2 separate regions of the Mus musculus genome follow, and region 1 is linked to region 2. Evidence: chromatin loops called from intact Hi-C (ENCODE). Cell type or tissue: heart. All regions are shown on one strand. Each heading gives the region's core, and the rest is flanking DNA. Links, peaks and the distances in the headings are about the cores only.

What was found. Hi-C counts contacts between places; a loop is a spot of excess contacts. Peaks named below come from ENCODE experiments on the same cell type or tissue, not always from the same donor. Only the 100,000 strongest peaks of a DNase experiment are listed, where the experiment ranks them.
Region 1: a loop joins it to region 2, with 8 times the contacts of the local background. A loop is called at or near these places in 16 of 42 quality-filtered maps.

The regions. Positions count from the first base shown.
Region 1 is chr8:4,133,953-4,150,476 of GRCm38, forward strand. It overlaps Cd209g (CD209g antigen), which reads left to right and starts at 784. Exons shown (of 8, transcript NM_027343.3): 1 at 784-835; 2 at 988-1,068; 3 at 1,180-1,263; 4 at 1,638-1,706; 5 at 1,958-2,044; 6 at 2,276-2,427; 7 at 2,835-2,947; 8 at 3,309-3,755. The coding sequence starts at 1,242. The coding sequence ends at 3,450. In heart, for the core only: CTCF peaks have their summits at 6,280 (motif pointing right) and 7,972 (motif pointing left); a DNase peak (open chromatin) is centred at 6,319; H3K27me3 peaks cover 726 bases.
Region 2 is chr8:4,580,664-4,597,187 of GRCm38, forward strand. No RefSeq gene overlaps it. Among named protein-coding and RNA genes, the nearest start is that of Zfp958, 24 kb to the right of the region's middle. In heart, for the core only: a CTCF peak has its summit at 7,844 (motif pointing left); no DNase peak of the experiment used is centred there; H3K27ac peaks cover 446 bases.

The sequences.
Region 1 (16,524 bases), core at 4,451-12,450, 450 kb before region 2:
CGTGCGCCACCACCACCCGGCTCGGAACATCCCAAGTCTTAAGAAGCTTCCCTCAAAGATGGAATTTTCATTTCAACACCTACAAAGTAAAACTCAGCTATGAGCAACTGAACACCTAACTGAACCCTGAGAGCTGAGTTAGCGATGCCACAAAGACCATGTAGCACAGTGTCTGAGGCTCCGTTGCAGCATACGTTATTTGCACACATTTCCTCTGTACTCCACTGAACGTCAGCCTTACATTGGAAGACAGTTCCATCTCGCAGAAGAGAGATAAAAACTCTTATATGGTGATGGTGCGAGTACCTGTACGGAGTGTGGTTTATAGAGGAATAGCTTGCTAGAATTAGAATCCCCTGTAGAACAGGCTTCTGGGCAAGTCTGAGGAGGATTACCTTGCTTAGTTGAGGTAGGGAAGTGCTGTGGGTGGCACCATTCATCGCGCAAGAAATCCCAAGATGAGAAAGAGAAAGCGAGCGGAGCTCTGGCATGCATCAGATTGCTTGCTCTCTTCTGCCTGCACATGTACTGTAACTGGCTGCTTCAAGCTAATGCTACTAAAATATACACCATAGCTCCTGTCTCTGCTCTACTAACTACTCTTCTAGCTGTGTCAAGCAATGTCTCTCTCCCCATGTCTCTTTTCCGGGGTGAGGGTGTCCCCATCCTGTTCCCTTTTTTTCCCCTGAGTCAGAGAAGAATCGACCTCACAGAGGGTGCTGCAGAGGGCCATGGGGTTATATAAATCCCAGGGCAGAGGGAAGGTGGAGAGGAGGGAGTCAAGAGAAGCAGAGGGTGGCAGGAGAGCCAGAGTTCCATCAGCCAAAGAATCATGGTGAGGCTGGGTACCAACTAGGGGAAGCAGGGTCCAGGATCCAGGATCCAGGATCCAGAGAGATCTGGTCCTGGCCTCCAGCTTGGGAGAGGTGGTGATGAGGGAGGTGGCTGAGCTTTGAAGGTCAGCTGCGTATCTTCTGCCCCATTCAGAGGAGGAGGTCACATCTGGAGAGCAGGGATTTGCTGAGCATGACCCCGAGGGTCTCGTTTGCAGCTCCAAGAGTTTACAAGGTACCAGGATGACTCAGGGGCAGAGGTGTCGGGGATTCTCTGCAGAAGGAACACGGCAGAGCAGGATCTGCTCCCTGGGAGCTCAGCTCTGCCCATCTGTCCGTTGTGCAGGGCATCTGACCCAAGTCCCCTGGCTTCTGCTGCTTCTCATCTCTTTGGGCCTCTTTTTGCTTATGTTGGCCACCCTGGTTCAAGGTAAGTCAGAGCAGGGCTGGGAGAGGGTGACAGGAGTACAGAATGCTTTTAGGTTGACTTGTTTGCTTTTGGGGGGGGAGGGAGTTCTGTTTTTATTTTATTTATTATTTTATTTTTGCACTTGTTAAGCAAGAACTCCAGCATGGGACAGTAGCTGAGCTCTTAGATTTTCCCTCTGTGGTGATCATTGCCTAGCCCCAAATTCACCACAGCTGGGACATCTAAAGTCCACATCCCTCCTTTCATCTGTGACCACCAGCAGCTTACTGTCCTTCTCTGAAATGGGGATCATCTTTCCCTTGCAATTGAACTTGGCACAGCCAGGTACTGTCAGTGTTCATAAGAGGGCATGGGTGTGCTCTTCTCTCTTGCAGTCTCCAGGATTCGTGCATACTCACAGGGACAGACCCAGGATCAGCAGGGTAGCTCCAGCTTGGACAAGGGTAACTGGGGCTCTAGGTGGGAGAGGACTCTGAGGTTGTACGAGGCGGGTAACCATGGGCACAGGCGTGCTGGATGCATGGCATGATGGGGGAGGCCAGAGACCTGTTGGGCCTAACAGAGTCTGAGACTCAGTGCTGTGGTCTGTGAAATGGGGTCCTGGGGTCAATATGACCACCAGTGTGATTTCATGGGTCCAGCTCTGGAGCAGGCACGCAGTTGATGCTTAATTGTTGCCAACCTCTCCTTGTAGTTGCCGTTCCTCGGGAGCAGACACACTCCGGCTTGGAGCAGATCCAGCAGATTCAGCAGCAGCTGACTCAGTTCAACGCCTCGCTGGGTGAGACTCCAAGGCCTGAGTTAGGACAGAGCAGAGGGGTCATCAGATGGGTTGGCATCCACCTTCTAGGGCTTCCACTGAGGCAGGCAGGACAGAGCACATGCATTGAGGTCTGGGTTTGGGGAGCTCTGAGTGGATAACTGAAAAAATAAGAGACCAGCTCTGGGCTCTAAGGTCCAAGGCAGAAGGGAGAAGAGAAGCCAGCCACTGAACTCAGTGTCTGCTCCGTAGCTGGCCTGTGCCGGCCCTGTCCCTGGGACTGGGAGCTCTTCCAGGGAAGCTGCTACCTCTTCTCCAGAACCCTGGGCAGCTGGGAAACCTCTGCCTCCTCCTGCGAGGATCTCGGGGCCCACCTGGTGATTGTCAACAGTGTTTCAGAGCAGGTGAGTGGGTCCATCTGTCCTGGGCATTGGACTCTAGATGATAGGAAGCTGTGGGATGTGAAGGAGATGCTGTCTGGGAGGGCTTCCTGTGGGAGGAAGCACAATGGAGTGAGGAGGTCCTCTGGGGGAAGAGCAGAGGGAAAGCAGTTGGACCTGCAGGGAGTAGAGAAAGTCTGAGTCATCGTGTAACCCTCCAGAGATACACCTGTGAACTGAGATGTAAATTAACTTATTTCCTCCTGTGTGCCCTTTAACCCCCACCCATGGATGCAATCGTATGCCAGAAAACCTGATTAACAGCAATAGGCCTGAGTTCAGAAAGAACATGCGTGAAGGCAGGAAAGAGTGGGATTTTGGAGGGTGGAGGTATCCTCCTGTCCATCCTCCTGACTCCCACCTCCATTCAGCAATTCCTCAAATACTGGCACATCAGAAAGAATCAGCTCACCTGGATCGGCCTCAGCGATCACAGAAGTGAAGGTTCCTGGCAGTGGGTAGATGACACCCCACTCAAACTCAGGTGAACCCTCAGAGGCATGGGGCAGGGAGATGGCCCTCACTCTAAACACGGTCTTCAGTGTTGGAAAGCACCAGGCACATTTTAAATCCAGGACCCCACATCCCTGGACTTTCTGTCTTTTGAGCCTAAGTCTGAGTCCCCAGAATCTGCGTTTTCACCTTGCTGGCATGGTTCGCGTGGGGATGATGTGGTGACCAAAATGAGATCCCACATTTTGCTAAGCCCTGCCCTGGACTCCTGTCCACTGGCTTGGTCCTCAGACTTTGACTATGAAAGCCCAAGACCCAGGACTTCTGCAGTGAATGAGGAGTGGATGGTTCTGGGCAGGATGGCTGTCTCTGATAACTAGTAATGTTTACAGCTTCTGGAAAGAAGGGGAGCCCAATAATGAAGGGGACGAGGACTGCGTGGTAATGGCAGAAGATAAATGGAATGACAGCCGTTGTACTGCAAACAACTTCTGGGTCTGTGAGCAGCCCTCGGCTCCCTGCCCTGGTTACTGAGGGTCTGTGCTCCCCTAGCCACACAGGCAACTTGGGGGCACTCTGCTCCCGTTCCAGCTGCCTTGTTCATCCCAGTGCCCCTGTTCTGAGACCTCTGAGATCCTGAGAGAGTCCCTGAGGCACCCTACCCTGCAGCGCTTCCCTCTTCCTCTGTGGGTGATTTCAGTTCCACAAATCCCCTCAGTAGAGTCACACCCGCTTGGGGCTGGGGTATAGCTCAATGATACACCCCAGTTTGCCTAGCATGGGTGGCTCTCTGAGTCCCATCCCCAGCACCCAAATAAAATAATAAACTATTAAGTGTATACATGGTTTGATGTGTTGTATTTAGTGGATTCTCTATTTCTGACTCTGTCTTCATTGGTAAAACTTTGGAATGTTTCATGTTAGCTAGTATATTAGTGTCTACAACATCTTTGGGTTGTGAGCAATTTGTTTTATGGTTTGTTTGAGTCTCACTATGTGTTCCTGGCAGGCCTTGAACTCACAGAGACCTGCCTGCTTCTGCCTCTTGAGTGCTGGAATTAAAGGCATGCAGCACTACACCTGGGTGAATATTTTTAAAAACACTGATTTGGTACCTGAACACCCACTGGGTGCATTCTCATTCACATTCATGTTTTCACATTCTCTCTCTTTGTCTGTCTGTCTCTCCCATCTCCACATGCCTCTATTTCTCTCTTCATTCATTAGTTCATTCATTCTTTTATTCACAGACCCCCAAGCATTTCTTCCAGGTTTCTGTACCTAGCATTCAAATAAAATGCCACAGTCATCATCTGGTGGTTCTAGAGCTTAGCACATCCTTTGCTCTCAAAACAAACTTCCATGGAACTAGTGGAGGAATGACCAGCCCTCTGGGCTCCCCAAGGCTACAAAGAGCCACCCAAACTTCAAGGTGCTTTCAGCCACAGGCTGCAGAAACCCAGACCATGCTTCCTGCCCCCCCCCTTTGTCTTGGCTCGACCTTCTGCCTGGTGTCATGTGCTTCTTCCACCTCCCCAATAGGTTCCATGTCCTCAAGGAGCAAGCCAGTGTCACCTGGTGCTCCCCTTACCGTGAGCCTGTTTCTCCTGGCACCTAAGGCCGGGCAAAGGATAAAGAGCCCCTCCCAGCATCTCTCCCTCAGGGACGCTGTCTCCAAGCCCACTGTCTCCCAGCCAGGAAGGCCCTTTTCCTGGTGATGCCAAAGGCTCAGCCTCCCCTAGTATCTGAAACCTAAGGAACCTCAGCTGGGGTCCCAATAGACTCCCCGTATCATCCCCACTACCAGGCCTGTGGCCTGTCACCAGAGATGCCCCCTCGTCCCCCTCCACCGATTTCCATTTCACTCCCAGCCCTCTCCTGCCCACCTTCTCCCCATGCCTGATCACCATCCCCATTCCCCTCTCCCACACACTCATAGGTCCCTCTCTCTATCCATCAAATAACTAGTTAGTTTCCCCTTCTGAGTGAGATCTGTGCACTCTCCCTTGGGACCTTCTTATTATGCAGTTGCTTTGGGTCTGTGGATTATAGCATGATTGTCCTGTACTTTATGGCTAATAGCAACTTATAAGTGTTCTTTCTTGCTCTGGGTTACCTCACTTGGGATGAAATTCTCAAGTTCCATCCATTTGCCTGCAAAATTCATGATGCCTTACTATATAGCTGAATACTATTGCATTGTGTAAATACACCACATTTTCTTTATCCATTCTTCAGGTGAGGGATTTCTAGGTTGTTTCCAGTTCCTGGCTATTATGAATAAAGCTACTGTGAACATAGTTGAGCAAATGTCCCTGTGGTGTAGTAGAACATCTTCTGGGTATATGCCCAGGAGTGATATAGCTGGATATAGAGACTAAAGTGGCCATCTCCTGTGCCAGACAGGACTTCCAGAGGAGGGAGGGGGTGTCAATCCACCCATAACACCTCCAGCTCAAAATGTGTCCTACACAAGTTGTGCAGGAGTAAAGATGGAGCACAGATTGAGGGAACAGCCAACCAATGACTGCCCCAACTTGAGACCCATCCCCTGTGAAAGAACCAACTACTGATACTTAATGATGCTCTGCTTGCAGACAGGACCCTAGCATAACTGTCTCCTGAGAGGCTTCATCCAGCAGTGGATGGCGGCACATGCAGAGGCCACAGCCAAGCATCAGGCAGAGCTTGGGAAGATGCAAGAGTGGAGGATAGATTTGAGCAAGCCTGACGAGTCAAGGACACTACAAGAGGAATTACAGAGTCAACTAACCTGGGACCATGGGGGCTCACAGAGACTGGACCAGGGAGCATGCAGGAGCTGGACCTAGATGCCCTACACACTGTAGCAAGTGTGCAGCTTGGTCTTCATGTAGGTCCCCTATCAAGCAAAACACAGGTTATCTTGGTCTCTGTTCCCTGCCATTGGATCCCCTTCACCCTACCTGGACTATCTGGCTAGGCCTAGTCCGACTGGGACTAGATGTCCCAGGGTGGGACAGTACCCAAGGGGGAGGGGCTCCCATTCTCTGAGGAGAAAGGGAGGGAAAAGTGGCAGGAGGGACTTGTTAGGATGGGACTTGGAGAAGAGGAAGGAGGGGGGCTGTGATCAGGATTTCAAGTGAATAAAAAATTATTGAAAAAGAGAGAGAAAGGAAGAAAAAGAAAGAGAGAAAGAAGGAAGGGAAGAAAATGAGAGAGAGAGAGAGAGAGAGAGAGAGAGAGAGAGAGAGAGAGAGAGAGAGAGAGAGAGAGAGAGAGAGAGAGAGAGAGAGAGAGAGAGAGAGAGAGAGAAAGCGAGCGCTCAGGGAGCTTTTAGACTCTTAGAGGGAAATTCCCCCTCAGTCCTCTGGGTGGCGCCAGACATCACGGAAAGCGTTGCTCTGTTTGCTTTTCTGCCTCTGCCTTCACGGTTACCTTGCTTCACTCGCTGACCTCAGGACCAAAGAGAGAGCCTGTCCCAGGGAAAATCAGCTCCTTGATCAGGAACCCTCTCTGCATTGCCTGATGATGTACCTCCCACCTCGCTGGCTACTGCTTCGTGTGGAGTTCAAAGAATTTAATTTTTTTTAGTATACAGAAGCCTACAGTTACAAAGCCTTGGATACAGCTTAGGAAAACTGCGACTTTAGAGTCCTTGAATATTTGAGGCAAACAGCGATTTTTAAAGAGACTTTGAAGTGTTAGAGAGGCCTTGAATTTTGAAAGAGACTTTGGATGTCTTAAAGAGACTGGAATTTTTTGTTTTCTTCTGTTTTTCAAGGCAAGGTAGCCATGACTGTCCTGAAACTCACTCTGAAGACTAAACTGGCCCCGAACTCAGTTATCCACCTGCCTCTTCCTCCTGAGTACTGGGATTAAAGGCGTAGGCCACCACCACTACCACCACCACCATCCAGGCAAGAGGCTGAATTTCCAAAGTGCTTGAATAGAAAGAAAGAAAGAGAGAGAGAGGGGGGGGGGGAGGGAGGGAGGGAGGGAGGGAGGGAGGGAGGAAGGAAGGAAGGAAGGAAGGAAGGAAGGAAGGAAGGAAGGAAGGAAGGAAGGAAGGAAGGAAGGAAGGAACCTGGGATTTTAAAAGTTGAACTATTTTGTGTTATGGCATTAATATTGACATGAGATCTTGAGGATAAACAAGAAAGATAATGTTATGGTTTAGCAATGACTCTGTTTATGTGACAATTTGACAAAGGTTCCATTGCCCTGATTGGTATTTTTATCAACTTGAACAAGCTAGGGTTATCTGAGAAGAAAGAACCCTGATTAGAAAATGTCTACATGGCTCCCTTTCTCTGAGGGGAAAGGAAGGATGTCTGGGGAGGAGATGAGAAAGAGAAGGACTGGGAGGAGAGGACGCAGGGGAAACTGTGATCAGGATATTAATTAACTAATTAATTAATGAATGAAAAAAAGAAAGAAAATCCCTCCACAAGACTGGCCTATAGGCAAGCCTGTAGGGTATTTTCTTACTCAGTGATTGGTGCTGCTGCTGGGAAGATGGGCCTGGAGTGTATAAGAAAGCAGACTGGGTAACCCAGGAGACAATGTTCTTCCATGGCTTCCGCTTCAGTTATGCCTTGAGTTCCTACCCTGACTTTCTTTGAGGAGAGACTGTGAGATAGATGTGTAGATGAAATAAACTTTCTTCCCTGAGTTGCTCTTGGCAGCGCTGTTTTATCACAGTGGTGGAGCCCTAAGACACCCGCCCACTGTGCTATCTTCCTCCGTGCTGTAGTCATCACCTGACAAAAGCAAAGGAAATGTTCATTGTGGTTCTTCACTTGAGGGTAAAACCCACTGCGGTGCCCAGAATGTCTGCTCACATTGCATTTGCACTTAGGAAGCAGGCAGAATTGAACACATTTTCTTGCGTTTTTTTAAATTCAGGATTAGAGTACAGCCCTTCAGATGGTGCCACCCACCTTAAGAATGGCCCTTCCTGGAACTGGAGAGATGGCTCAGCAGTTAAGAGCACTGACTGCTCTTCTGAAGGTTCTGAGTTCAAATCCCAGCAACCACATGATGGCTCATAACCATCTGTAATGAGATCTGGCGCCCTCTACTGGTGTCTAAAGACATCTATAGTGCACTTATATATAATAAATAAATAAATCTTTTTTTAAAAAATGGGCCTCCCCTGCAAAAAAAAAAAAAAAAAAAATTAAGCTTCTCTGAAATCACTCTCAGACACTCTGATGGCTATTCTTGATTGCCAACTTGACTGCATCGGGATGAACTCCAGAAATGGAGAGCACACTGTGAGAGTTTTGCTTGGTTTGAAGCGGGTAAATCCATTCCTAGTGTGAATCTTTTGAGGTTTTGATCACATGCCTTTCATATGTATCTTGAGACAGGAAGACACATCTTTAATCTGGGGCACATCTTCTGCTGGAAGCCTATGTAAGGACGTGGAAAGAAGCTTTTGCTCTTTGTCTGCTTGCTCCTTGCCTTGCTAGCAAGTCGTCACTGGCATTAAAACCTACTCCTTTGAGGTTCCAATGTCTACAAAAGACCAGCTGAGACATTCAGCCTTGTACACTAAGCAACTACTGGATTCTGAACTTTCTATTCATCGACAGCAATTGTTGGATTAGCTGGATCACACATAGCTATTAATATATAACAATTATATATATGTTAATATATATAGTTTCAGAGAGAGATTTATTCTATTGAGAACCCTGACTAGTAAATATAAAGACACTACCAGACTTGTCTTCTAGGTGATCACAAATTAAGTTGACAATGAAAATTAACCATCATATCAGCCAGGGTCCAAAAAGCCAGATGTGAGCATCCCAAACTATTTGTAGAAAATTCTGTGAGCACAACTAGAGGCTGATGAGTCCGCTCCGCAGGTAAGGGGAGTGAAGACTTGAGCTTGATCCTTGTAAACACATGATGGAGGAAGGGAACTCATATCTACAAATTGCCCTCTGATCCCCACACATGCTCTGTCCCCATGTGCATGCCCATCTACCCACATCCCAAATAAATTATAAATAAGTGTATAAATATAAAATGGCTGGCATATATACACATGTATATAAATGGATCTTTTATTATATATCCCCAGTTTGTAATGATCAAAACCAAACAAGTTAGCATTTCTGGTTTTACATTTTTTGCTTATTTGTGTTAGGAGTTTTACTGGTTACTTTTCTGTGACTGCAATAAAACACCATTACCAAGGCAATCTATAGAAGGAAAGAATTATTTGTCTTGCAAAAGGATAAACATCCACCCATTTCACTTTTTTCTTACATATCACTGTTTAGTGCTGTAGGTGTGGTTTGGTTTAGGTGGACTTTTTTAAAAGGGGTGTTTGTTCTATTTGTGTTTTGTTTGAGACAAGTTTTCCTGTAGCCCAAGCTAGTCTTGGTTTTATAGGCAAATGTTAGAAGACTCTAAATCCATGTTCTTTAAACACATATTTAAAAGTACATTGGTAAGATAAGAGCTTAATAAAATATCAAGTATTTAAGTTCAATTGATGAATGAAATGCTTACTGTAGACCCAGTGATGTGGCTCAGCTGGTAAGGACACTTGCTGATAAGCCTTAAGATTTAAGTTTGGTCCCCTTAGCCCACATGGAGAAAAAAGAAATCTGACTCTTGAAAGTTTTCCTCTGTTCTCCACAATATGTGAGCACCGCTGTGCACACACCACATGGAGAAAACACTCCTGGTACACAAGTGGGTGCACTGCTGATTCTACTAGATCTTTAAAGAAATGACCGTACTCCTCAAATAAGAAGCTTTAAAGTTTTATCCAGGTACCAAAAATAAGAACACAACAACAATCATAAACCAAGCTCTCTGACAAACATAGACACACATACACAAAAAATCTTAGCAAAATACTTATAAACCAAAGTCACATAGGCTGGGTGTGGTGATGCAGGCTTATAATCCTGACCCTTGAAGCAGGTGGATCTCTAAAGGCAGCCTGCTTTAGGTAATTGAATTTCAGGACAGCCAGTACTATATAGTGAGTTCTCTGTCCAAAAAAAAAAAAAAAGGACAGACATCACTCATCATGTTCAAGTTGACTAATCCAGAGGTGCAGGGATGTGAAGTGGGAATTTCTGGTTTCATTGGAGACTCAGTTGTGTCATGTGATGTTTTTCTAGAAACTGTCTTATGAGAGTATGCTCTGCTGAGAGAAGACACGTGGTGTTTTTCTGGAAGTTGCTTGGTGAAAGGGCATGTGATGTTTTGCTGGAGCGATGATTGAGAGACACATGATGTCTGGAAAGAGTAGAAGGATAACCCGACTGGTAGTGAACAACCTTGCAGCTGTTGGCCATCACTGGGCTTCACTGACGCTGGTCTTTGCTGACACGCTTTTGCATTGGTTCGCCTTGCTTTCTTTGCTGATCTTCGCTTGCCATGACTTTATAGAGAGAAACACACCAAAGAACTTCTGGTGGTATTTTGGCTGCTCCTTGCCACTTCATTGGAGCCTCTCTGCTTCTTCTGGACCTGGCTGCTGCTACTGATTTGCATTGGTGTTTTGCTAGTGGACCAGACTGCTGACAACAAAGACTGAAATTGCCCCAAACAGCTATTTCTAAACATGTCCACAACTGCATTTCCTGTTAACCTTTCTTTTCCCCTACCTCTGGTGGGTGGGCTAGAAGGGCAGTTGAAGCATTAAAGAACCATAATTAAAGTAGGTTTTGAGAAATTTAAGTCTACAGAGGTGGTTTAGTGGTTCAACATATATAAATCAATAACTGTATTTAAAATAACATAAATGGACCCAACAACAGCAATCGTGATTGTTTTAATAAATGCAGATTTTGACAAAATCCAGTATCCAATTATTATAAAAGCCCTGAATACCAGGAAAAAAGGGGGGGTCATATTTTCAATTTTTTTCAATCAATATTCTCTGATTACACTTCGCCTCCCCAACATCTCTCAGTTTCCCCTCACCTCCCCCATGCACCTAGCTCCATACCCTTTCTCTTAAAAAAAGAAAAAAAAATTTAAAAAGACACACACAAATACAAAAACAAAACAAAAACAACCAGGCAAAAATCATACAGACAAAGCAATTTGAAGCAACACATCTACAAAAATATCATAGAGTTCATTTTGTTATGGCCATTTATTGCTAGGCATGAAACCTAACATAAAGTATGGTTAATATATCCATGCAATGCCACTGGAGAAAACGCTTTCTTTTCCTTGTGACGTCAATTTCTGAAAGCTTCTTGGTCTCCTTCTCCTTCTCATCATTAGAATCCTGTGTGGCTTGACTCTGTGCAGGCCCTGTGTGTGCTACCACACCAAATAATGAGGGACTTCACTGTGTGGATTCATATGTGCATTTGTCGTGCTATGTCTGGGGGATATTGTTTCCTTGGAGTCATCCATCCCCTTTTAAAATCATTCTGCCTCCTCCTTCATGTAGCCCCTGAGGGGAGGGGGTTGATGAAGACCTCCACTTAGGAATGAATGATCCCAAATCTCTCATTCTCTGCATCCGTCCTGTTGTGAATCTCTATGTTAATTTCCCTTGGTTAATTTCCCCCTAGGCCCAAATTCTATCCAGTCTTAGGTTCTTAACCAGCTGAGTAATGTCAGTAATGGGTTCCAGCTCATGGAGTGGGCCTTAAATCCAGTCAGAGAGTAGTTAGTTGTTCCCACAATATTTGTACCACTATTGCACCAGCAGAGCATGCAGGCAGGTCGACAGTGTAGGTCACACGGTTGGTAGCTGCCTTGTGTTTACCTTTCTCCTCTGGAACGATGCAGCGTACCTTGTAGCCGTGAATACTAGTCAGTAGGGGTGAAGGCTTTTGTTAAGTACCAGTTCGTGTTTGATAAGTGTTGTCTTTAGCACTAGGGCCTTATTGCCATCAGTTCATGGAAAGTAGTCAATAACCTTAACAGTAGCATGAGGTGTATAGGAATTTCCACGAGACCCCGTTGGCCAACAACTCAACAAGGTGTAACTATCTAGTTGCATTACCATTCTGGTACTAGAGGTTTCACATGGTGACATAAGATATCTAGTTTGGACATTGTCTCCCTCACTATTTGGTGGCTCCATTAAGATTTCTTTCATATATGTATATATTTTACGTAGCTTCCAGAGATAGGTTCCCATATGACTCCTCAAATGACTCTTAGTGACAGTTACCCCTCCGTATATTCCCTCCCTTGCTCTCCCTCACATTAACAACTCCTGTTCCAGTCTCATACATGTCTTTTCTAACTATATTCTATTTCCCTCTCCTCAGAACATCCTTCCCTCTCCTCTTTAATCTATATTAGCCTCTTTACTTACACAGATTATAGCCTGCTTAGTAAAGATTTATTTGACAGATAACATCCATATATGAGTGAATACCTATGGTATTTGTCTTTTGGGGTTTGGTTATCTCATTCAGGATGATTTTTTTTTAGCTCCATCTACCTGAGAATTTCATAATTTTTTTAAAAGGCTGGGTAATATTCTGTTGTGTGGATGTGCCACATTTTCTTTATGCATTCATCTACTGATGGCCGTCTCAGTTGTTCCCAAGTTTGAGGTATCATGAATCTCATCATATTCATAATGAACATGAATGAGAAAGTGTCTCTGTAGTGTGATGAAGTTCTTTGGGTATATGTCCAAGAGGGGTATAACTAGATCTTTAGGTAGCTCTAGTCCCAGCTTCTTGAGGAAGACCACACATTCCTGAGGAAACTCCATGCTAATGTACATAGTGAGTACACAAATTTGCAGTCCCACCAGCACTGAACGAGTGTTTCTCTTACTCCCTCCCCCCTCCAATTCTTGCCAGCATGAACTGTCAGTCGTTTTATTGATCTTTGCCATTCTGACAGGTGTAAGATGAAATCTCAAAGTAGTTTTAATTTGCATTTCCCTGTTGACTAAGGATCCTATCTATTCCTTTAAGTGTTTCTCAGTTTGTGTTTAAACTTTTGAGAACTTTAGTTCTGATATGGATATTAACCCTATAATAGATGTGTGATTGGTAAAAATCTGTTACAGTTCTTCAGGCTGCCCCTTTCTCCGAATGACAGTGTCCTTGCCAAACAGGAGCTTCTCAGTTTCATGAGGTCCTATTTTTTGTCATGGTTATAGCCTGCTATTGGTGTTCTGTTCAGAGAGTCTTTTCCAGTGCCCATGAGCTCTAGACTAGTCTTCATTTTCTCTTCATCCGATTCAGTCTGGACTTATGGTGAGGTCCTTGATTCATTTCTGAGTTGCTCTGTGTAAGGTGAAAAATACGGATCTAATTTAATTTCTCTATATGTAGCCATCCAGTTTGACCAGCACCATTTATTGAAAATGCTATCTTTTCTCCAAAGTGTATATTTGACTTCCTTGTCAAAACTCAAGTGTTCATAGGTATACATACTTATGTCTGGGTCTTTGATTTGACTCTGTTGTCCATGTGTCTGGTTTTGTGCCAATACAATACTGTTTTTATTACTATAGCTCTGCTGTACAACTTGAAATCTGGGGTGGTGATACCTCTAGATTTTTTTTTTTTCAGGATTGTTCTATGTAGCCTCCCCCAGCCTTGAGTAGGCTAGCTTTGACCTTGCTGCCACTGAGTATGAGACCACCTGGGGTGGAGTCTTCCGATTTAGATAGCTCTATTGTTCTGTCACCTGCTGCTGTACTTCTCCAAGACACTGCTACCTGCTGAGAGGCCCTTGAGATATTCAGGAGACAGTATCCAGCTGATCACCAACAGGCTGGCAACAGGCATCAAGAATGGATTGGTGGGGGATGAGCCTCCCCCCTTTATAAGCACAGACTCTTAGTAAACTTGGGGGCCTTGAACAGAAACATGTCTTGCCCTCCATTATTTCTCTCATCTTTCTCTTCCATACAGCTCCGGCCTCCCACTCAGGAACCCAGTTAGTGTGGCCGCAGGCGGCTACAGTTCTACTTAGGAGTCTTGTGGGGAGGAATGTGTGTGTCTGTGTGTCTGTGTCTGTGTGTGTGTCTGTGTCTGTGTATTCCCATATGAAGCTAAAAATTATACTTTCAATTTCTGTGAAGAATCATGTTGGAATTTTGGTGGTATTACATTGAATTTGTAGATTGCTTTTGGTAGGATGGACATTTTTACTATATTAATCCTACATATCCTATAAGTATAGGATACCTTAACCTCTTCTAATATTTTCTTCACTATCCTCCTTTGGTGTCTTGAAGTTTTTATTATACAAGTTTTTCACTTGCTTAGAGTGATTCCAAGATATTTCTGAGGCTATTATGAAATGAAAGGTATACGTTCCTGATTTCTTTTTCTGTCTGTCATTTAATATATAGGAAAGCTACTGATTTTATATGTTAATTTTGTATCCCGATAATAACTAGAAGTGTTTATCAGCTGTAGAAGTTTCCTGGTGCAGTTTTAGTTTTATGTAAAAAAAAAAAAATGTCATCTGTAAATAAAGACAATTTAACTTCTTCCTGTCCTGTTTGTTTCCCTTTGATATCCTTCAGTTGTCTAGCTAAGAGTTTAATACTATATTGAATTTACATAGCAAAAGTGGACAGTCTTGTCTTGTTCCTGATTTTAGTGGAAACAGTTAACTATGTTATGGTTGATACTGGCTGTGGGCTTGCTGTAAATCACCTTTATTGTGTTGAAATATGTCTCTTGTATCCCTAGTTTCTCAGAGACTTTGGTCAGGAAGAGATGTTGAATTTTATAAAGGTGTTTGCATCTAGGGAGACGATCGTGTGTTTTTACTTTTGCTTTATTTATGTATATTATGTATATGTATATTGTTTATCAATTTATGTAAGTTGAACCACCCTTGTACCTCTGGAATGAAGCCAACTTGATCATAGTCGGTGATCTTTTTTATGCACTCTTGGATTTGGTTTGCAAGTATTTTGAGATTTTTGCATCTACATTCATAAAAGAAATTGGAATATGATTCTCCATCTTTGTTGGGTCTTTATGTGATTTAGGTATGAGAGTAGCTGTGGCCTCAAAAAAAAAAAAAGGCAATGTTCCTTCGGTTTTATTTTTCAGAATAATTTGAGGAGTATTGGCATTAATTCTTTTTTGAAGGTCTGATAAAATTCTGTGCTAAAACCATCTGACCCTGGGCTTTTTTCTCTTTCTTTTTGGTTGCAAGACTTTTAATTACTGCTTCTATTTCACTGGGGCTTATGGATCTGTTTAAATTTCTTATCTGCTAATAATTTAATTTGGTGAGTTATATATATCAAAATCTCATCTATTTGTTTTAGGTTTTCCAGTTTGGTGGAATACAAGTTTTTTTTTTAAGTATGTCTTCATGATTCTCTGAATTTCCTCAGTGTCTATTATTATGTCTCCTCTAAGCATACCAAAATATCATTTATAGTGTCAGAGGGTTGGCTATCTCCTATGGGATGGGTCTCAACTTGGGCCAGTCATTAGTTGGCCATGCCCTCAATCTCTGTTCCATCTTTATCCCTGTACATCCTGTAGGCAGGACAAATTTGTGGTTGTTTTGTTTGTTTTTGTTTTTCCAGATAGTTTTCACTGTGTAGCCTTGGCTGTCCTGGAATTCACTCTGTAGACCAGGCTGACCTCAAACTCACAGAGATTTGCCTGCCTCTGTCTCTGCCTCTACCTCAGCCTCTGCCTCCCAAGTGCTGATATTAAAGGTGTGCACCACCACCACCCTGCTCCTCTAATTTTATTAATTATGTTCTAATTTTATTAATTTGGATTTCTGTCTGTGTCTTTTAGTTAATTTGACCAAGAGTTTGATGATCATATTGATTTTCTCAAAGAATGAACTCTTTACTAATTCTTTGTATTGTTTTTGTTGTTGTTTCTATTTATTTGAGCCATTAGTTTATTTCTTGTTATCTATTCCTTTTGGGGTATTATGTCTTCTTTATTACTTCTTGTTTTCCTAGATCTTTCAGATGTGCTAAGTTACTAGTACAAGGTCTCTCCAGTTTTTTCCATTTATTTATTTATTTATTCACTTTATATACTGATCATAGCCCTGCACCCTCCTCTCCTCCCAGTCTCACCCTTGCACTCATCATTCCCCCATTCCCTCCTCCCATTCTTCTTAGAGAAGTGAAGCCCCCACTTCCATGGGTACCAGCCCATCCTAGTATATCAAGTTGCAGCAGAACTAGGTGCATCCTCTCCTACTGAGGCCAAACAAGGCAGCCCAGCTAGGGGAAAGGGATCCAAAGGCAGGCAACAGAGTCAGAGATAGCCTCAGCTCCATATGAAGATCGAGCTGCATATCTGCTACAAATGTGTAGGGGGCCTAAGTCCAATCTATGCATGCCCTTTGGTTCAGTCTCTGTGAGCCCCTATTGGCCCATGTTAGTTGACTTTGTAGGTCTTGTGGTGATGACCCCTCTGGCTCCCTCAATCCTTCCCTGAATTCTTCCACTAGACTCCACAAACTCTGCCTGTGTTTGGCTGTGGGTCTCTGCATTTGTTTCCATCAGTGGCTGGATGAAGACTCTCAGAAGACAGTTATGCTAGGTTCCTGTCTGCAAGCATATCAGAGCATCATTTATAGTGTCAGAATGTTGGCTTTTTCCTATGAGATGGGTCTCAACTTGAGCCAGTCATTGGTTGGCCATTCCTTCAATCT
Region 2 (16,524 bases), core at 3,255-11,254:
TGATCTTCCTGAGATGGTTCCACCATGCACTGTTAAAGTTAATGATGGAATTGCTTCTTTAGGCAAGGCTGAGAATTTCACATTAGGAAAGATTCCTGTTATTATTATGCTTTTCGTGTTAAAATATATATATAAAACAATCACTAGGTATTAGCCCACCTTTTGAGCAGATCTTTCCAGAACAATGAAGATGTACTGATTTCTTAACTCTTAATGATGATCCTATAAGAATTCCTAAAAATGTATTAGTAACTATTAAGCTTTTTTTTATGATAAGACTGCTATTAAGTCCTTTCTGGTGTCAAAACTGCAATAGAGAACTCTGAGAGTCTTCAAGTGTCACCAGTTTATTGATTTTGAGGTAGCAAACAGACATCTGCAACTTAGAGCACATTCTAAGAGATTGTAAAACAATTAACCAAAGGTCATAAAATGGGAACTGAGGATTATTATAGGTGCAAGGACAGAAGATAAAATATTGACTGCATTTATCTATACAAAATTTCACTAATACCTTAGTCACAAAAATTATGTTTTTTAACCCTCCATGAATCTGTAGAGTTAGTGACAGATGATGAACATTTAGCCAGATAATTATTCTTAATGGATATGCATGTAAACATTCTCTGTTATAGATTTCTCATTCAATTTATGGTTTGAATTTATGTTTGAATTTCTAGTTGACTTGCGTAAAAAAGGGATGCTTGGAAAAACCATGTGATTTATTCTTTTAGAAAATGTACAAAAGACTAGGAAACATTACATTGGAGAGATAGCATTTGAGAACATAGCATTGGGAGTAAAGGCATTGGGAGCAAGAACATTGTTAAATCGGAGCAGAAGGAGACAGCAAGATTAGAAGAAGAATACAAAGTAGAATAACTTAGAAATTATAAGGCAACATAAAAAATAAAGAGAGTAATATGCAGAATACAGAGGGAAAATGGAGGAAAAAAGAATAAACTGCAGAGAAAGCAGAATGAGCAGCCAGGCTTCTCCTTACCATGGGACAGAACATGTCTTTTTTTTTTTAATAGCAAGGCAGGCTTAGTCTTCTAAAGAGAACAAAGCTTTCTTCTCACTTGGTTTTAATTCATTTAGCAGTAAAAGGGTAGAAGCTTTTTTTTTCTTCAGGAAATAAAGATTGGAGCTTATTTTTCATCCAGAATGAGTAAGTTCTTTCTGCACTGGTACTTGGTCTTTTGCTCCATATGCATATGTAAGTATGGATGTGTGTGTGTGTGTGTGTGTGTGTAATTATGAGATAGTATGTAAGCTGAGCTTAACTTGTTGGAATGGAAATGTATGCATGTATATGTATGAATCTGTATATGAATTTATGTAAGTTTAATCCATATTTATTTGTGTAAAGTTTTTCCTTCTGCGAGTGTAACTCTCTGAGTTCAACTGAAATTTAATGCTTCAACCCTACCCCTAGCCTGACAATAGAGAGGCATCTGGACAAGAAGGAAATTGGTCAAGCAATTAATCCTTTACTGTATCCCCTGCTGTTTTATGATGAGGTGCTAAATGCCAGAGATTGTTGTTTCTGGTCTCAAGGAAACTCAGGCAAGTCATCTAAGGTGACAAAGTGACTTAGACTTAAGATAAGTAAACCTTAATATACAGCAACTCTAACTATATCATAAGACCAAGTCTTACCCCGCTGAAGCTCGTCCCTCTCACTGCCTCAAGAGGAGCAGTGAAGAAAGAAGAACCTCTGGGGCTGGAACACACACACACACACACACACACACACCAGCATTCATTGATTCACTAAATGTCTCTCAGTAGTCTTAAAGAACCAGCTTTTAGTTCTCTTTGTTTCTTTGTCTCGGTTTGTTTTGTGACTTATTTCTAACTCCCAAAGGACTGCCTTCTTTTTCATTTTCTCAAATGAATGGACACTTTCATTTACCACAGTCATCTTTCCACTGTTAACTCATCATTTCATATTTTTAAGGATATATTCTTTCCAAAACACATAACCTGAAATATTTATAAACTATGATATTCTAGGTCAACATAGACAGTCAGTTTGTATTGAAAGAAAACTGAATTCAAGACTTTAAAGCCCTAGCCAGAAAGTTTATTCAAGGTCAATGACTCATGCGGCTTGCCAGTTAAGGGGGCTTTTTGGGCTTAGAGCAAAGAACAAAGACTGTAAAGCCATCCCAGGAACCAACTAGCCATTGAGATAAGAAAGGCATGCTCTGGAAAAGCTCAAGATGAGTAATGAACCACCTGCTGATATGGTTTGGATTTTAGCCAGATGTCCTGCCAACCAAGATAATCACCTTCCCTTTAGAGTTACTATCACATACTGCTCTCTGATGTTTAAATTGCCCATTTGTGTTACTATCACATACTGCTCTCTGGTGTTTGAATTGCACATTTGTGTTTAACTGCGCCAATTCCTCTTCCAGCCCCAGACCCTTTTTCTATAAAAACCCCTAGTTTTCGAGCCTCGAGGCTGACATCCGTTACCTCCTGTGTGAGATACATGCCGGTCCACAGCTCCGTCATTAAACTACCTCATGTGTTTACATCAAGACGGTCCTCTTCGTGATTTTTGGGTGCACGCAGAATCAGGAACAGAGTGGGGGTTTCCCCACTAGGTTCTTTCAGAATTGATAATGGAAATGGGCCATCATTAATCAGTGGGAAAGGACACATATTTCATGTTGCTTTCTTCTAGAGGTTGATTGGCTTTTTGTAGAAAATCTAAGAAGCATAAAGAGACAAGATAAAATTCCTTGCGAGAAATATTTAAAGTAGAATTATTAGAAAAGACAATTCCATATGTACTAAGATGAAATATTTAAATGCATTACAAAATTTTAAATGGAGTATGTCAATAATGATGTGGTGCAAACATTTCCTATAAGTAATATTTTGTTCTTGTTGATGGTTTGCAGTGTGTTTTAATTTTCAGTGTTAGCCATTTACATTACAGTGTTTGTGCAGTGACCCTCTGTGTTTACTAACACCTGCTACAAATCTCCTCAAGATGCTGATTTTCTTGCTTAGAACCCTGCAATTACATTTTCCATCATTACATGATTGTGAGGAATACTCATGAACAGTAATAACAGCTTTAAGGATATTGGTAGAGGAATGTGCAAAAGCTACTGAATGAGAAGAAGAAGAAGAAGAAGAAGAAGAAGAAGAAGAAGAAGAAGAAGAAGAAGAAGAAGAAGAAGAAGAAGAAGAAGAAGGAGGAGGAGGAGGAGGAGGAGGAGGAGGAGGAGGAGGAGCAGAAGGAGAAGAAGAAGAAGAAGAAGAAGAAGAAGAAGAAGAAGAAGAAGAAGAAGAAGAAGAAGAAGAAGAAGAAGAAGAAAAGGGCATGACTGCTCTTAGATATCGTAGAGGAGAAGTTGTATTTAGATATGAGGGAAAGCATAGCCAGAGGCAGAGACAGAGACATCTAGGAGAATCCAGAGTGAACATGGCCAAACTGAGCTTGAGCTAGGCCATGAGAGGAGAGAGGGAGAGGGAGAGGGAAAAGGAGAAAGAGAGAGAGGGGGATAGGGAGAGGAAGAGAGAGGAGAAACTGAAGAAGCAGCCAAGAGTGAAAGAAGAAAAAAAAAAAGGTAAAAAGGACCAGTGAGGCCAAAATATCTGGACAATATAGGGAAAAGCAGCTGGGTGCAGGGGAACTCAGCCCCTATGCTGGAGAAGGTTACGGTAGGGGTATGGACATACCTCTAACCAGCAGGGAATGAGAGATGCTGGGGAGAACCTGGCAACTGTGATATGTTAATAAACACCTTAGATAGCTATTTGTTTCAGGCTTTAACAGCTACCACATCTAATATCAGTAATACATCAAATTTTAGCAAAATCAAAGAGAAGGATATTAAGGAAATTAAAAAAAAAAGTCTTAGAGTTTTACTGCTGTTAACAGACACCATGACCAAGGCAACACTTATAAGGACAGTATTCTCTTGGAGCTGGCTTTCAGGTTGTTCAGTTCATTATCATCAAGGCGGGAGCATGGCAACATCCAGGCAGGCATGGTGCAGGAGGAGCTGAGAGTTCTGTGTCTTCATATGAAGGCTGCTAGCAAAACACTAGCTTCCAGGCAGCAAGGATGAAGATTGTAAAGCCCACACCCACAGTGACACACCTACTCTAACAAGGCACACATTCTAGTGTTACACTCCCTGAGCCAAGCATCTATAAACCATTCCATTCCATTCCCGGTCCTCATAGGCTTGTTCAGACACATGAAACTATGGAGGCCATATCTAGTGTAATAAAAAAGTACATTTAGTCCAACTTCCAAAGTCCCCATAGTCTGTCTATAGCAGTCTCAACAATGTTAAAAGTCCAAAGTTCAAGGTCTCTTCTGAGATTCATCTAATCACTTAACTGTAATCCCCAAACAAAGACAGGAAATCAGCTGAGCAAACTCCACACTCTGCATCTCCATGTTGTCAAAGTGATCTTCAGATCTCCAACTCCTTTTTCATCTTTGTTTATTGCAACAAAGTTTTTATTTTTTTATTTATTTTATTTTTATTTTTTTTAATTTCTACTGGACTGGTCCCACTCCCTGTTAGTAGCTTTCTGCTTTCCTCAGCAGATAGCCCATGGCTCTGGCATATCAAACATCTTGGGGTATCCAAGGCAACTTCAATGTTACAGCTTCTTGTTTCAGTGTTTGGGATCCATAAATGATTTTCTGGGCTCCCCCAAAGGGCTTTTGTCACTTCTTCAGCTCTGCCATCTGTAGCACTCTAAGCTCATGTTGATCCACTCCACTGCTGCTGCTGTTCTTGGTGATCATCCCATGGCCCTGGCATCTCCAATACACTGTGCTCTTCCACTGCAACTAAGCTTCACCAATAGCCTTTCAAAGGCTCTCTTCATGGTGCCAAGCCTCAACTCCTTTGTATGACCTCTTCAGTCCTGGAGCATCAACTGCAATTAGGGCTGCACTTTCACCAATGGCCTTCCATGGCCTCTCACAGTGCCAAGCCTCAGCTACTCTCCATGACACCTTTATGCCTTCAAAACCAGTACCACCTGGGTGACTTACACATTATCAAGTACAGCTGCAGCACGAGGTACAACCTTGGCTATCTGTGGAACACAGCTTCTTTGTGCTCTCAGAATATACTTCCCAGAAGATTTCGCCTCAGTGATGCTGGTCTCTTCTTAATCACCACTAATTTCTTAGCTCCAGCTAACCAGCATCGATTGTCCCAGTAGTCTTTTCTATTCTGAACTCTAAAACCAGAGCCACATGGACAAACTTGCCAAATTCTGCTACTTGCTGGGGCTGGAACATGGCCTCCTTGTTCTATTACATTATCACTAGCTTTCATTTTTTCCAACTCCTTTACTGTCTAAGCTTGCTTGTCCTGGAACTTGCTCTGTAGCCTGACTTTGAATTCGAGAGATTTGCATGCCTGTTTCCTAAACACTGGGAATAGTGTGTGGTCTATCATGCTTGGATTTAAGCTTTTCTAAACCGAGAATTTGCTGTGTGCTAGGCTGGCCTTGAACTCAGAGATCTGTTTATCTTTATCTCCTGGGGTTGAGAGTGTGTACCACCATGCCTGGATCTAAAGGTAGCTGGGTAGAATCTTGCCCAAAAGTCCCACTCCCTTAATTCATTATCTCCTTGATCACAGGATTAAGCTCCACTTCACTACATGGTATCCCTTTAATTCTTGAACCATATATTTTATTTTTTCTTTCTCAACTTGGCTTTGCGTGTTTAAAATGCTCTTCATGAAACTGAACCAGAGAACTGTAGCTTCCCTGAGCCTTGAGCAGGCTGGCTCAGACCTGTTCTGCCACTGTGGACTAGACCACCTAGGGTGGAGTCTCCCGACCTAGATAGGTCTATTGTTCTGGCACCTGTGCACCTCTCCAAGACTCTGCTACCCGCTGAGAGGCTGAACCTGTCTTCCTAAGACATTCCGGAACAAGTGCTGACAGGCTGGGGACAAAGCAACAAGAGCCTGGCTTGGTGGGGGGTGGGCCTTCCCCCTTTATAAACTCAGACTCTTAAGTAAACTCTGGGGCCTTGATCAGTATCTTGTCTTGTCTCCTTATTTCCTTCCTTTTAGCTCCAGCCTCCCATTCAGGAACCATATAGCTGCAGGCAGCTACAGAGAACAAAGTCTTTGATGGGTGTTTCTGAGACTTCCTTTGTCAATGCAATTAATCTGAGTCTCTTCACCTTAGCCTCAGGCAGACTCTTCTGACAAGGGCAAAAAGTAGCCACATTCTTCACTAAAATACCACAAACACAGTCTTTAGGCCACACATTGGAATTATCCACTGAAACTTCTTGAGCCAGGTCCACTCAATTTAAATCATACTCAGTAACAAAGTCTTCCACATTCCTACTAGGATAGCCCATTATGCCCCATTTAAAGCATTCTACTGCTTTCCAAATCCAAAATTCCAAAACGTGCATTCTTCCAAACAAAAGCATGGTCGAACCTATTACAGCAATACCCTTCTCCAGGTGCCAACTTCTGTAATAGTCAGGGTTATCTAGAGTCATAGAATTTATGGAATGTCTCTCTGTATTGAGAAAATGCACTGTAATGACTTACAGTCTGTAGTCTAACCCAATAATGGGCAACTGTGAATGGGAAGTCCAAGAATCTAGTAGTTGCTCAGTCCCACGAGACTGGCTGTTTCAGCTGGTCTTCTGTAGAAATAGGTTTCAACAGATGTGCTGGCAAGTAAGTGCAAGAAGGCGAAAAACAAAAACAAAAACAAAAACTTCCTTTATTCAATGTCCATATGGTCTCTAGCAGAAGATGTGGCCCAAATTAGTGTGTATCACCATGCCTGAATCTGGGACTTGCTTTGTCCCAGGGTGATCTTGAACTCAAAGATCTCCTTGCCTCAGTTTCCTGGGATTAAACATATGTAGTACCTTGCTTGGCCCTAAGCTTTTCATGGCTGTCATGCCTCAAGATGTTCATGCCAAGATCCAGATCAGAAACTTATGTCTTCCGGCCTCAAGATCTGGATTGTAGTTCATTCCAGGTATAGACAAGTTGACAACCAGGAATAGCCACTACATATGTTTAAAGTCAAATCTTGTTGCACATTGTATAGATTTTAAACTATACCCAATGAGCAACTTATTAATCTTTAGGTAAAGAGTTTATCTAATCTCAATAATCTCTCTTTCTTTTTGTGTTCTATTTTGAGGGCAGAGTGCAAAGAAATCAGGTACACAAGATTTGTAAGAGTGGGGAAGTACAGCATAGAGAAAAGAGACTTGGAGAGCACAGAACAGAGCAAGTTTAGGTATAAGATATTTGGAAGTCATTTGTCTGTGGTAGTGAGAATTTGGAAATCAGGTGTACTAATTTGTAGCTTTTAAATGAGGCCAAGCTGTTGTAATAAAATCTGAGTCCATGAAGGAAGAGAGAATGCTTACCTTGGTTTGGGCTGGACTCAGAAAGCGAATAGTGCAGTCCAATTAGACAGGCAGTGAGAACCAGAGACGTGTGGAAGACACAGTGGGCTAAAGAGTCGGACTCTAGAGCTTGGAAGCCAATTCACAGATAAGTGATCCATCCATACCTCTGCAGCTGCAACAGGAACACGGGGAGAGGTAAGCAAGGCTCTGTCAAGGCAGGGGACTCGCTCAGGTTTGTGGTCTGAGGCCTTGGAGGCAAGGGTCTGCCATTGTGATCATCCTTGCTAGTAAGACCTGAACTGTAGCCACAGAGGGAGGGATGAGAGTGAAGTTCCCCCAAACCCAGACTTAAAGAGTTCAGGCCACTTGCCAGAAAAGAGGCAGAAAATTTCAGGATCACACAGGATGCTAAATTCTACAGTGCCCTCTAGTGGTCATTTGGACTAGTTACTGTGGCCAGGCCGCAGAACAAAGGAAAAATCCAGCGTTTGGGGCACCAGGTCTGAGAAATTTTCAGTTTGGATAAATTTTTGCAGCAGGCACCCCTGGGGCATCTGGAGATCGATTTTAGGTCTCTCTGTGTTCATTTTCCCCGCCTGTGCCTGGGGTCGCCCAGTGGGAATTGTGGTAGTCTGGCAAAGGATGTCTCTTAAGATCCACCCCCACCCAACAGAGACTCTGTTCTGGAATGGGCCTTTTGGATCCTGGACCCAAAAGAAGAACTAGTACTTAGGTGGCAGCTGGGAAAGATTACTCAACCCAATTTCAAAGTCGATTGTGTCAGGTAGAGAGGAGGATGAGAGGAGCAGTCCCTATGTGGCCAAGAACTGCTTGGCCCACTGTGTTGAAGGCCTAACATCCCTTGTAAGGCTGGACCCCAGTCACTCACTGCACAGACCCTTTCCCAGGGAGCAGGTCTGGATTACTGCAGAACTCTCAAGTGGATCAAGCAAGAACACTGCAATTAGTTAGGGTTCTCTAGAGTCACAGAAATTATGGAATGTCTCTATGTATTAAGGGAATTTATTGTATTGACTTGATTTGGTTCAACTAACCCAAAAAATGGGCAGGTGTGAACAGGAAGTCCAAAAATCTAGCGGTTGCTCAGTCCCACGAAGGTAGTTGTTTTATCTGGTCCAACAGATGTGCAAGCAATAGAAAAGTCTTTCTCCTTCCAATGCCTTTATATAGACCTCCAGCAGAAAGTGTGGCCTAGTTTAAAACTGTGTACAATCATGCCTGGATCTGGAACTTGCTTTGTCTCAGGCTGGCCTTGAACTCAGACATCTTCTTGCCTCAATCTCCTGGGATTAAAGGCAGATACTAACTTGCCTAGGTCTAAGCTTTTCATGGTCACTCTGCCTCAAGATCTCCATGTCAAGATCTGGGAAAAAAAAAAAAAAAAAAGTCCAGTGAAAGGCCCAAAGTGGGATCCAGCTCAAACAGGAGGTCCCAAGGCCTGACACTATTACTGAGGCTATGGAGCATTCACAAAAAGGTACCTACCATGTCTGCCTTCCGAAAGACCCAACAAGCAGCTGAAGAGTCAGATACAGTTATTTGCACCCAACCAATGGACAGACGCAGCTGATCCCTGTTGCTGAATTAGGGGAGGCTGAAAGATGCTGAGAAGGGCTATCCTGAAGGAGGACCAGCAGTCTCAATTAATCTGGATTCCTAAGATCTCTCAAACATTGGACCACCAAACAGGCAGCATACACCAGCTGGTATGAGGCCCCCAACACACACATACAGTACAGAACTTCTGGGTCTGTGTTCATTCAGAGATGCTGCACCTAACCCTCAAGAAACTGGAGATCCCAGGGAGTTTAAAGGTCAGGTGGAGTGGGGTGTGGGTACAACGATGTGGAGACAGGTAGGTGGGAGGAGGTATGGGATGTGGAACAGTCGCTAGAGGGTAGATTCGGGGGATAGGGTGGGGGTAGGGAATAAAATACGGAGTGTAAAAAAATTACTACTACTACTACTACTACTACTACTACTACTACTACTACTAAAAGATCTGGGCCAGAAGTCTGTGTCTTTCAGCCTCAAGATCTGGATCACTGGTGTGCCCTCCATTTCTGGATTGTACTTTATTCCAGATGTAGTCAAGATGACAACCAGGAATAGCCCTCACAAAGAGTGTCTTTGAATTAATGAGGTTCGTAGGCACATAAAAAGGATAAGGTGGCTCAAGAATATAGATGCTTGTTTTCCTCTGTGGCACTGAGGATAGAAGCTAGAGTCTTTCACATACTAGGTAGGCAGTTCACACTAATTACATCTCTCAGCCTTCAAAAACACTTTCTTGCACTTAGAAGCATGTTTGACAGTGGGGATTCTAGGGAGGTTGTGATATATGTTTAAGGCATATTTCGAAGAATCTCGAATTCTCTATTGTTGACACTGAAAAAAGCCTGTTATTCTGTAACCTTTCAGCTTTCTACGCTACACACAGGTTATTGGTATAAATGTATTATATCATTATAAAATATAAATTTCCATTGTGGCATTTAAATATTGCTTCAATTTCTTTCTTTTTTTGCAGCTTTGTTAAGATCTTTCTTTTTTTAAATATTTTTATTAGGTATTTTCCTCATTTACATTTCCAATGCTATCCCAAAAGTCCCCCATACCCTCCCCCCAACTCCCCTACCCACCCACTCCCACTTTTTGGCCCTGGCATTCCCCTGTACTGGAGCATATAAAGTTTCAATTTCTTTCTAACGAATGCTTACAATTAAGTTGAATTTCATTGATGTGTTCATGATTTGTTTGTTTGTTTTTTCAAATTAATCTTCTACTTCTTCTGCTATTGGAACCTTTATAATTTTTAGGTTTGAAATACTTTCATAGTATTAATTCTGAACACTTTTAAAACACTCAGGTGACCTACTATTTTAAACAGTTTATAATATTAACCATAGAAGGTACAGAAAGCCTGGATCATTCCAGTACTGCTACAGAGGAAATCTTCACATGTGGCATGAGTAGAGGCCACCCACCAGGGACTATTTGTAAATATTCCATTTATTATTTTTAATCTAAGCACTAACCTTAAGTTTTTTAAATTAAATATTCAAATATAGTCTACTTTTACTTATAAACTTATTTTGGAGATAGGTATTTTCAAAGTAGTATCCCATGTACAAAATTCAGATTTGTAGTCACTCAATGAATATTTGACAAGCATATTTGAGATAATATTCTTTTCACTCTTTTGGTGCCAAAACTGCACATGGAAGCAAATGTCAGCTTCCTGTCATACTGTTGACTTGTTGATCTTCTAGTTATCAGAGAGTGCATTGTACTCTTTCTTCATATTCTCCCAAATAATAAACGTACACAGTTTAATAAGTAGCTTTGTATGGCTGAACTACATGATTTTCAAGTTTAGGGGTTTTTTGTTGTTGTTTTCCGTATCTCTCAAGTGACCAAACTTTGATTGTATATATGTTTTTAATTTTTGGCTGGTCTGAGGAATCATCTCCAGGACCTTAGCATGCTAGGCAAGTGTTTTTCTACTAAGCTACATCCATGACTGAAAATATGTTACTTTATATGGCATAAGATATGTCCTAGACATAGAATGAATACAGCAGATTCTCTGTCTATAAGAATGAATACAGCAGATTCTCTGTCTATAAAAAATATATATAACACAAAGAGGAAAAGGTGTAGTAATTTAGCACTATTGAAATGAAGTTTGATAAATGACATTTAATACTGTAAATTCCAATACAATATTTGTTAGTAAAATCTCATGGACAGAACTGGATGTCCATTTCTGTTCTGGGAGAATAGAGAGGTCGAGAGATGGGACAGTTGCTGTCTGGGCTTGAGTATCATGAAGGGTGTACCCTATAGGAAGAAGTGTTACCCTCACGCCAAGCAATGAAGAACTGCTTTCTGGAAGATGAACAGGAGGAACTGGGTTAAAGGAACAGGTACAGATGACTAAACTAATGAGAGAAAGGGATGAAATTAAAATTGGGGCTATAGTGCTACATAAAGAATTTTTGACATTATCACAGAGTGTTTAGGGTCCTTTTCATACAAGTTAAAAGAACTATGGTAAATTCTCTCTCTCTCTCTCTCTCTTTCTCTCTCTCTCTCTCTCTATCTCGTGAGATAAGTTTCCTCTGTTTTTGCCCTGGCTATTCTGGAACTCCTTTGGAAACCTGGTGGCCTTGAGATTAGAGATCCGCCTGCCTCTGCCTCCCAAGTGCTGGACTTGAACCAACACACATGGCTAATTCTTTCATTTTTTAAAAATAAGCAAGAACAATTGGCAAAGCTGAGAGCACTTCATAATGCCCATACTGAAATCAGAAGTGGTTAAATGGAGACAATGGCCAGGAATAAAGGCAGGGATACTTCTGAGTAACTTACTAAACTGAGTCATGCTAGTGAGAGAATTTGTGAGTCTATGCTTTCCAGAAAAACCTGAGTTCTTGGGTTATTACTCCCTTTACTTAGAATCGATGTATTTCTCATGAAAGACATAAGGCACAATGAAAAAGAAGGAAAACCAAGAGCATGTTACAGAGAGATGCCCCTAATTTAGTATTCGGCAGATTTCCTGAGATGACAGAAGAATAAACCTTTACTAATGATTCTTAAATCTAGATACATTTTTATCTTTATTGTCAATTGGAACTCATTAATATGAAGGAAAGCTTTTGAGTCTTCTAGATTTGCCTCTTAATCTAAGTGTTAAAAAATGTGCAGGAACACACTGTGCTATGTGTTGATTAGAGTTTAATTCGATCTTATCCCTGAAGTTTCAATGACATTGAATTCAACAATAACTCCCTGAATCTTTATTAGCTGTGATCTTGGAGGGTTGTTTTAAGCCATATAAAAACAGAATATATAGATTATCTTCTTTTGTTTTGTTTTGTTTTTCGAGACAGGGTTTCTCTGTGTAGCCCTGGCTGTCCTGGAACTCACTCTGTAGACCAGGCTGGCCTTGAACTCAGAAATCCACCTGCCTCTGCCTCCTGAGTGCTGGGATTAAAGGTGTGTGCCACCATGCCAGACCCGATTATCTTCTTTAATGTAGCAAAATTCTAATATGCTTTCAATGCACACATTATGTCACCCAAACTCAGCAATAAAGTTTTTTAAGAATGAAGGCTAAAGTAGGAGTTTTAACATAGAGGACAGGGACCAATGGAGAATATAGGTAAAATGGAAATAGTAAAATGGAGAACCAAAAGCTTTCAAATAAGACACACATTTCACTGAATTTGGAAGGTAAATAAGCAAAACAAAAGCAACAAAAACACCCAACTACATTACAAATATGGCATAAAACTTTTGAAATTATCCAGGCAAAAGCTTTGTGCATGTACAATGTGTAAATATGAGTGTTTCACAATTCAGCTATTCCAAATTTACATACATTTTAAATTTTAAAATGTGTATGTAAAGCAGAACCGTCAAACCAATTTTGACATGAATTGTTTGTTTTTAGCTTTACTTATTTTATTTAATTTCTATAAATGTTTTGCCTGTATGTATATCTGTCCACCATGTGTGTGCTTGGTGCCTACAGAGACCAGAGGAGGGTGTTGGATGCCCTGAAAGTGGAGTTATAGATTGTTATGAGTCTCCTTGTGGGTTTTGGGAATTGAACCTGGATCACCCGAAAGGGCAAACAGTGCTCTTAACTTCTGGGTTATCTCTCTAGCCCTTTAGTATGCTTTAGTTTAATGACAAATCTGAATTTCAACCAAACAGCTGCTTGTTTCATCAATTATCTTTTTAATACTAATCGAGGCCATAATTGCATTGGTAACATTTCAGTGCAGGAAGTAGGAGATCTGGTTCTGAAGTAAAAGAAAGCAATAAAGTTGAGTCAGGTGGAGACATAGTATAAATTTTATATCCTCCTCCTCATCATCATCAAAAGCAGTGTGTGAAGGGTCTGCTCTCTATCAGCTTTTGTGAAGCTCAGTAGACACAATGGCAAGTGACACAAGCTCAGACCTTCCCTCAGAGATTTCTGTCAAAATAGAGTGTGGCTTGACTAAGTGGTCACACTCTCAGTAGTTTGTACAGAACTCTTAATTCCAATCCCAGCATGAAGGGAAGGTAAATAGAGAGACAAGTAGCAAGGGTTCGACATTCTGTGACACAGATGTTCAAAAGATGGAGAGAGGTTCCATGTGGTTAGGTTACAGCTTATATAGGAAACCAGTAGGATATAAGTTTGAAAAGCTATATTTAGAGTCATGGATCTGATCCTGAAAGACCCTCGAGGGGAGACCCTCACTCAGACACTCAAGTCCCGGGACAGCTGCGTACCCAAGAAGACACTGAGACCATACATAAAATGTAGAAGGCAAGATTTAATAAAGCAGCGACATGAAAGCATACAGACCAGAGCTCTGGGGTCGAAATAAAGCAGCAACATGAAAGCACAGAGCTCTGGGGTCGAAACTCATACACCTAGCGGCACCTAGTGGTGTAGAGGAGAATCGACGACCAGCCAAAATTTTTCACAGGCTTATATAGTAAAACTCAAAGGGGGAGAACTGGGCAGGGAAAGTACAAGTTTACATCACTAGGGAGTTCTGCCAAAGGACAAGGGGTTCTGCCAAAGGATTCTACGTAACTAAGGAGTACCTGGTTCATTTTGAGGTTGTTCCAGGAGGCCTTTATCTCAAAAATGTAGGGTGAGGAGTTTTGGGGTGAAGAAGAGTTCAGTAAAAATTTTTATTCTTCAATCCCTAGGAACTACATCAACATTAGTTGTCCAGTGGGTAGTTTCATTTACAAGACCTGGGCTCATATGTCAATATTGATTTATAAATCAACTGCACACATGTGGTCTGTGTGTCACAGACAGGAAGGGTTCTTCTAGAAAGAGACCAGAGGATACCATATGTGGATTGTGCAAGGAAAAAAAAAAAAAACTACAAAGTCCTCCTGACTGCCAGTCATTGTTTGGGCTGGGAAAATCTTCAGGAGACAACAAGAAATGCCTAAAAGGTGCTAGAGAAAATTCAGGCAGAAGTTGACAAAGTCAGAAATGCAGTAGGAAGGACAGTATTCGTTGAACTGAATGATGTGGAGGACAGGTGACATTTTGTGGGTTTGAGTTCTGCCTTGCCTCTGGGGTGTGGGACATATTGCTTGGGGAGGCAAAACACGGGGAATTTGACTTCGCTTATCCCACTCTTAGTGGTCTATTGCTGCAATCCATGGAGGAGATAGTAACAACACAGTGTGTTTTAAGACGGAGATAGAAAAGAAAACAGAAGACAATTTTCTTTTAATACAGAGATTGAAGAAAAAAACAAACAAAAGAAACTCTTTTTTTTTGGTCCTGTTTTGTTTTTTTGTTTTTGTTTTTGTTTTTTGTTTTTGTTTTTGTTTTTTTGAGACAGGGTTTCTCTGTGTAGCCCTGGCTGTCCTGGAACTCACTCTGTAGACCATGCTGGCCTTGAACTCAGAAATCTGCCTGCCTCTGCCTCCCAAGAGCTGGAATTAAAGGTGTGCACCACCACTGCCAGACAACAAATGAACCTCTTTACATCAAGTTTTGCTCACCAAGTTTTTCCACTCACCAAGTTTATATGAAATAATCATCTCCACAGCTTCTGCTGAAGGCCTAGGTAAAGCCACTGGAAGAAGGAAGACTCACTCTTTGTTGACCACTTGCACTTACTTGCCAGCACTTATGTTGGAACCTACTTCTACAGAAGACCAGCTTAAACAACTAGCCTAGTGGGACTGAGCAACTACTAGGTTCTTAGACATCCCATTTACAGCTGTCCATTGTTGGGTTAGTTGAACTACAGACTGTAGTGAGAAAGATAGGGTGTAGGGAGAGGAAGAGGGAACAAGAGGGAGAGGGAGGGAGAGAAAAAGAGAAAGATTCCATAAGTTCTGTGATTCTCTAGAACTCTAACTCTATAAGAGTTTCCATGGTCATGGTGTCCCTTTCCAGTAATAAAACCCTAACTAAGAAAGAAGCAAAAGGATACACTTTGCATGTAGCTGCTTTACTAATGTATTATTGAAAACCTGGTTCCCCTTCCTTCTCGTTAGTGAACCAGAAGACAGGGTCTATATGAATTTTCCACTCCTAGATGCTTACCTCAGAAATACTTTTGATCTTACTTAATTGCTCTTGAATTTTTGTTTGTCTGATTTTAGCCTGACTGCTGGGGCCTCATCCAGCAAAATTTCTGCAGTGTATATATTGAAGCTCACATGGAAAAAAAAAATCAGCAAACTTTTAATGACTTTTGGTTAGGGAGAATTTTGGCTTTCTTTTGGGATAAACTTCCAATATTTCTTTTAAACGTTCCTTAACTCTGTTCTCTAAATTTATAATTTGTTAATCCCTGTTACATTTCTATTTGATAAGAGACAAACATGATAACATTCAGGCTAAATTTCCCTTTTTAGATATGGCTTTCTATAAGCCAAGCTACTTGCATTAAAAAACAAATAGTATCCTGTACCATATGCAATCTTAGCTATTAGTAACCATAGGTCAGACAATATAGAACACAGAAAGAACAAAACATTTAAAATAATGGAGAAAAAACAATATTAGAATGTTCATTTTCCATAATATATTTATGTCATAGCAACTAGCAAATGAAAACAAAGGCATGAGTTTAGAGGGACTCTCCATTCCACCACATGGGCACTTGCTCAATTATATTCATAGCAGCTTTATTCATAATAACCAGAAACTGAAAATAACCCAGTTGTCTGTCAACTGAAGAATAGATAGATAAATGTGGTGTGTTTACACAATGGAGTATCACTCAGTTGTTTAAAAAAATGACATCATGAAATTTTCAGGCAAATGTCTGGAACTAGAAAAAAAAAATCCTGAATGAGGTAACCAGAGCCAGAAAGAAAACCATGATATATACTTACTTTTAAGTGATTATTAGCTTTGAAGTAAAGAATAATAATGCTACAATCCACACACCCAGAAAGGCTATGTACAAGGAGGGATCTAAGTGAGAATGCATGGATCTCCCTAAGAAGGGGAAATAGAATAGATTTGTAGAGAGACTGGAGGCAGATGGGAATAGGAGCACACAGGGGAGGGAGGGACAGAGGGCAAGAATATTTGGAAAGACAAT